Linked DNA regions of Homo sapiens: region 2 is linked to region 1. Evidence: read pairs that join two places in POLR2A ChIA-PET (ENCODE). Cell type or tissue: MCF 10A. All regions are shown on one strand. Each heading gives the region's core, and the rest is flanking DNA. Links, peaks and the distances in the headings are about the cores only. Region 1 has its middle 72 kb from the start of ZNF280D. Region 2 has its middle 15 kb from the start of LINC03065.

Evidence for each region. Peaks named below come from ENCODE experiments on the same cell type or tissue, not always from the same donor. Only the 100,000 strongest peaks of a DNase experiment are listed, where the experiment ranks them.
Region 2: POLR2A ChIA-PET joins it to region 1 with 7 read pairs; 2 of 35 experiments call an interaction of 5 or more read pairs at or near these places.

The regions. Positions count from the first base shown.
Region 1 is chr15:56,804,288-56,807,217 of GRCh38, reverse strand. No RefSeq gene overlaps it. Among named protein-coding and RNA genes, the nearest start is that of ZNF280D, 72 kb to the right of the region's middle. RefSeq lists an enhancer at 216-385. In MCF 10A, for the core only: no CTCF peak of the experiment used is centred there; a DNase peak (open chromatin) is centred at 1,227.
Region 2 is chr15:56,870,173-56,873,102 of GRCh38, reverse strand. No RefSeq gene overlaps it. Among named protein-coding and RNA genes, the nearest start is that of LINC03065, 15 kb to the left of the region's middle. In MCF 10A, for the core only: no CTCF peak of the experiment used is centred there; a DNase peak (open chromatin) is centred at 1,732.

The DNA.
Region 1 (2,930 bases), core at 196-2,695:
TTTTCATCCTTAAAACTTTTTTCATTTTCCAAAACTGAAACTCCATATCCTTAAACAATAACTCCTGTGGCCTCCTCCCTTAGCCCCTATCACCATTCTACTTTCTGTCTATATGGATTTGACAAATCTATGTACCTCATATAATTGGAATTATATGATATTTATCTTTTTGTGACTGGCTTATTCCACTTAACATAATTCTTTAAGATTCATTCACGTTGTAGCATATGTCAAAATGTGCTTCTTTTTTAAGGCTGAAAAATATTCCATTGTATGTGTATACCACATTTTGTTTGTCTGTCTATCAATGAGTTGCTTCCACCTTTTGGAGATTGAGAATAATGCTGTTATCAACAGGGGTGTACAGAAAATATTTTATTATTTACTTACTTTTTGAGACAAGGTCTTGTTCTGTTGCCAGGCTGGAGTTCAGTGGCATGACCTTGGCTCACTGCAATCTCTGACTCCAGGGCTCAAGTGATCCTCCTACCTCAGCCTCCCGAGTAGCTGGGACTACAGGTGTGGGCTGCCACGCCCAGCTACTTTTTGTATTTTTTGTAGAGACTGGGTTTTGCTATGTTGTGCAGGCTCGTCTCGAACTCCTGAGCTCAAGCAATCCACCTGACTCCACCTCCCAAAGTGCTGGGATTACAGGTGTGTGCCACCACACCAGGCCAGAAAATATTTTTAAAGACTGCAGATTCCTTAGATGTTCTAATTTACTGACTCAAGTCTTGAAAGTGGGAGAGGCAGGGTGGGGAGCAATTTGGAAGATATATTTTAAATGTTTTCCAGGTGATTTGGAGTACAGATAGTATAGTCCTTGAGTTGTCAATTGGAAGTCACTGATACCACACGGTGAGTACTACTTGTACTAGTCTACAGGTATAGAAAAAAACAGAACAATAAGGTTATGACGTGAGAGCTTTTTGTGTTGTTGAAAATGAAAGAGAAGTTGAATTTGGCAAAAATGAGAAGGGAGGGCATTTCAGGTTGGAGAAAAAATTAATTAAGAGATATAAACATTCTGATTTTAAAGTAGTTCCCACTTATCTGTGGTTTCACTTTCTGTGGTTTCAGTTACCCACAATCAATTGTGATCTGAAAATATTAAATAGAAAATACCAGAAATAAATAATTCCTATGTTTTTTATAGCATTCTATCCTGAGTTTTGTGATGAAATCTCACACTGCTCTGCTCCATGCTGCCTGGGACATGACTCATCCCTTTGTTCGGTGTATTCACGCCGAATATGCTGCCTGCCCATTAGTCATTTAGTAGCTTTTTGATAATGAGATCAACTGTCGTGGTATCACAGTGCTTGCGTTCAAGTAACCCTTATTTTACTTACTAATGGCCCTAAAGTGCAAGAGTGGTGATGATGGTGGATATGCCAAAGAGGATCCATAAAATGCTTTCTTTAAGTGAAAAAGTGTAAGTTCTCCACTTAAAAAAGAAAAAAAATTACATACCGAGATTACTAAGATCTACAGTAAGAATGAATCCTCCCTCTGTGAAATTGTGAAGAAGGAAAAAGAAATTCATGCATAGTACACTTGCATGTTTAGTACTATCTGTGTCTTCAGGCATCCACTGGGGGTTTTAGAACGTATCCCCCACGGTAAGGGGGATACCGCATTTTTCTAGGTGTCTCTAATTGTGCTGTCACAGCTCTTTCCAAGTCTAGACTCATGAAATATATATATTTTGTTCAACTATTATTGAAAACAACTAAGTATTGTTCCACTAAGAATATAATAAATTTTGTTGTATTTATGAAACTTCCATTAGAGCAACAACATTGTTAGTTTAGCCTTCCCATACATTTCTGTTTTTTTCTCTGGAGTGAAGATAGAACAGCAAGGGAAAAAAAAACTGATGCAGTAATATGACCTCTTAAAACTGAAATTCATCTAAAATGGTCTTTTGACCATGATGGACTGCGTAAGTTGTAATACAACAAAATCATTTCAAAATCTTTTTTCCAATAGCTGCACGTGTATATTATTTGATCCAACACTGAAACGAAATTGCAAACATTTTAACAGCTTCTTTGTTGCAGCTCTGAATCAGAAGGGGAAACTTGCCAGAAATCCTGGTTTTTTTTTCCCCAAATCATTCCATCCACTTCTAAATTAATGCATTGGTTGTATTCTGCCCCCTTTGGTTGAATTACATTAAAGACAAATTTATTCTTTAATCTTCTACAATAAAAAGATGTTAATTCCACTATTTAATTTATTTTCTAGATAAAATAATATGTGTTTCTGATACATCTGTTTTTAAATTTTCCCATTTTTATAAGTTGCTTGGATGTGACCAGGAAAATTCCTCCTACGATGGCTTTAAAATAAATTTTATTAACCTATTTTCATTTTGTGAGTGAACCAGTGATATTTACTATGACTTTCTTCTTCCTTTCAAGTATAATTCAAGTTGTTATTTGATAGTGTGTTGTTAACTGAAACTTATGGAGAGTTTCTTACATGTAACTTAGAGTTAAGTGAGAGAGACAGACATTTATGAAATAATCTCACAAATATTTTTATAAGTACCAAAATTGAATCCTTCCTGGACTTTCAGAGTGAATATTAAGGGGATTTTGTCTGTTTAAGGGGTCACGAAAGGAATTTGAGCTGAGAGTTAAAGCATAAGTAAGACAAAATGCATAATATTGGGTGTGTGGGAGGCCAGGAAGGTTTCAGGAAGAGGGAAGGGCATGAACAAAAGTTAAACATAGGCCTCTGTGGCTAGAGCTCAGGCAGCAAATGCAAATGTGCTTCAAGCTATATTAAGAACTTTGCCTTTATTCTACGTGCAATAATACATTAGCTTGGATGAATAATAGCTAAGAACCTTTCGGTTGCCAGTAATAGAAAATTCAATCCAGCCTTTCTTCATAAAATAAAGAAAGGCAGAAAAAGAACCA
Region 2 (2,930 bases), core at 243-2,742, 66 kb before region 1:
AAATGGGTAGAATGAATATTAGGCAAGCAATTAGTGGTCTCTTGTCAGACATCTTTAATGATCCTACTATTCACCTAGTCATCAAGCCAGAGACTTGGGGATTATCTGAGACTCTTCTCTCTCCCTCACTGCCCATATCCAAGGTTAGTTTATTATACTTTCTAAATATCTTTCGCATTTGGAACTCCACTTTTTTCTCTGATGCTCTATTGCCTAGAATAGTACATGACACAGATTGTTGACATTTATAAATGTTTGTAAAATTCTGATTCAATAGCTACTTTTCCTACATCTGGGGGAAGTTATCTCAGTGAACTTTACATCAGAGTCTTCAAACAATATTCAAAGAACATTCCTATTATATTATAAAGTGTAATTTCTGAAGTTCTTTAAGTTACAAAGCAATTTCCTATTCTCCGATACTAGTGGGAATTGAATTAGTTATTCAGTTTCAACAATATGAAACGTACTCCCCTCTCTGATATTTAATGTTTCTTAATTGTATAACTTTGTCTGTTAGTAGCTCCTGTCTCTTACACTCTGTCCTCCAGAAGTCCTCTATGGGACTTCCCTCAACATGCCCATTAGTGCATGAGTGTGTGCATGTGTGCGCACACACACACACACACACTGATGGCCTCAAGAATCTTGTTCCTTATGAAGTCAAAATGTCAAACATCTCAGTGGCAGGTAAGAAAAACAGTAACTCTCTCCCTGCTGAGCCACCTGCTGAATATTCCATATGCCAGGTGCTAATTTTAGGAGAAAGAAAGGAAAGTTTAAAAATGTATTCTCTTCTCACTGCTCAGCAAAAGCCTCCTTTCCTTTTCTTCTCAAGCAGCTGCAGCAGAAGCTTACGTGAATGCAAAATACAAGCGGTATTAGAAACAAGGCGTAATTTAAAAGATTTCACCAGATGACTTAAACAAATAAACCTGTTGGGTTAAGCTTATTGTTCTGGAGAGACTAAACACTGTGACTGGCCTTGGATTGATGGAATTCACTGGAATAGAGCAGGGATGACAAATTGGGATAAAATATTTGGCAGTTGTACTTTGTCTGAGGACAAATGACCAGCTTACTTTAAATTCATTTTCTGCAGCTGGTGAGTGGGTGGCCAGTTCTGCATCATACCTATTGTAGCCGAGTAAGTAACATTTCTTGACTTTGACAGGCTGCTCTCATTTGATTAGATATTTTACAAAACAATGTATTCTGCAGATCATTTTCAAAATGTTTTTCTTTCTCCAATTCCCATTCTGGTATAAATGAAGACCTCTGCAAGCTCTGAACATGCTCAGAGAATGGGTTGTTTTGACAAGCTGGAAAATAGACTATTTGCCAGCAATCTGCAAGCCAGAGCTTTAATAGTAGTCATATTACAAATGGTATTTTATCTTTGTCTTTACCATATTCCTTTATAGCTCTAAATATTTTATTTGCTGAAATAATTTATTTGAACACAGCAGCATTGGAGTGGGCAGTGAGAGCAAAAACACAAAGACCATTGTTGCAATTTCTTACTGCATTTGACATCATAATTTTATTCATTTGCTTTTTCAAACTAAAATTTCATGCAAAGTTGATGCCATTTCAACATGAATATGATTCTATATAGTAAGTTGAATGTGTAGAAATTCAGATATCTGGAAGTTATGAAACAAGGAATCAATTAGGTATACAAAAGCCGATGACTCACTATAGAAATATTCTTGGTCTCCTGTGCTGTGTATTAGCAACCATGGCCTACCCCAATTCCCATTTCCTTTAGTTGTGGAAGTTCTTGTGACTGCTTCTCCCTATGTTTATTTACTGCTCTTTTTTTCTTTTTTTTAATCAGTGCCTCTGTGATGTTTTCTCATCTCCTAACATTTCTGTTTACTCATTCTAGAAGCTAGACATCTGCAGAAAGTGCTAGCTAATCAGTTAAGAATTATTCTTTATCCCTTTAGCATTTGTGTTAAATGTAAATGTAATCCTAGACATTTTATACTTTAATTTGGGGGCTTATTCTGGAGATTTATTATTATTTTGTCAGTAATTATATTTGGAACTTTTCTTTCATTCTTAAATCTGATTTTATTTTTATTATTTATATATTCTTTTGAGACAAGGTCTCACTTGGTGCCCAGACTGGAGTGCAGTGGTGCGACCTTGGTTCACTGCAACCTCCACCTCTGCCTCCTGGCTCAAGCGATCCTTCTGCCTTAGCCTCCCAAGTTACTAGAACTACAGGTGTGCGCCACTAGGCCCTGCTAATTTTTGTATTTTTGGTGGGGGTAGAGACAGGGTTTTGCCATATTGCCCAGGCTGGTCTTGAACTCTTGGGCTTAAGTGATCCACCTGCTTGGGCCTTGCAAAGTGCTGGGATTACAGGCGTGAACCACTGCACTTGGCCCAAATCTGACTTTATGATTGAAGATAGATCTTCCTAAGAGACTGCTTTTTCCCATAAAAATAATTATATTAGGAAGAGCAAATAAAAATTTAAATAAAAGGAGCCTCTAATTGACCTTCAATTGATAGTCACAATTTTGCAAAGGAGAAGAGTCTATCAGCTCTCTCATTCCTACCTGACATCTTCCCCACTTACTGCAACATGGTCTTGGGCCAGTTATTTAACATTTCTGAGCCTCAATTCCCTTATCTGTGAAATGTGGATAAGAATAGTACCTACCACTAGGGTGGTTATAAGGATTAAGAGTTAATGTGTACAGGCCGGGCGCAGTGGCTGACGCCTGTAATCCCTGCACTTTGGGAGGCCGAGGTGGGCGGATCATGAGGTCAGGAGATTGAGACCATCCTGGATAACATGGTGAAACCCTGTCTCTACTAAAAATACAAAAAAAAAAAAAAAATTAGCCAAGCATGGTGGCAGGCATCTGTAGTCCCAGCTACTCAGGAGGCTGAGGCAGGAGAATGGCGTGAAC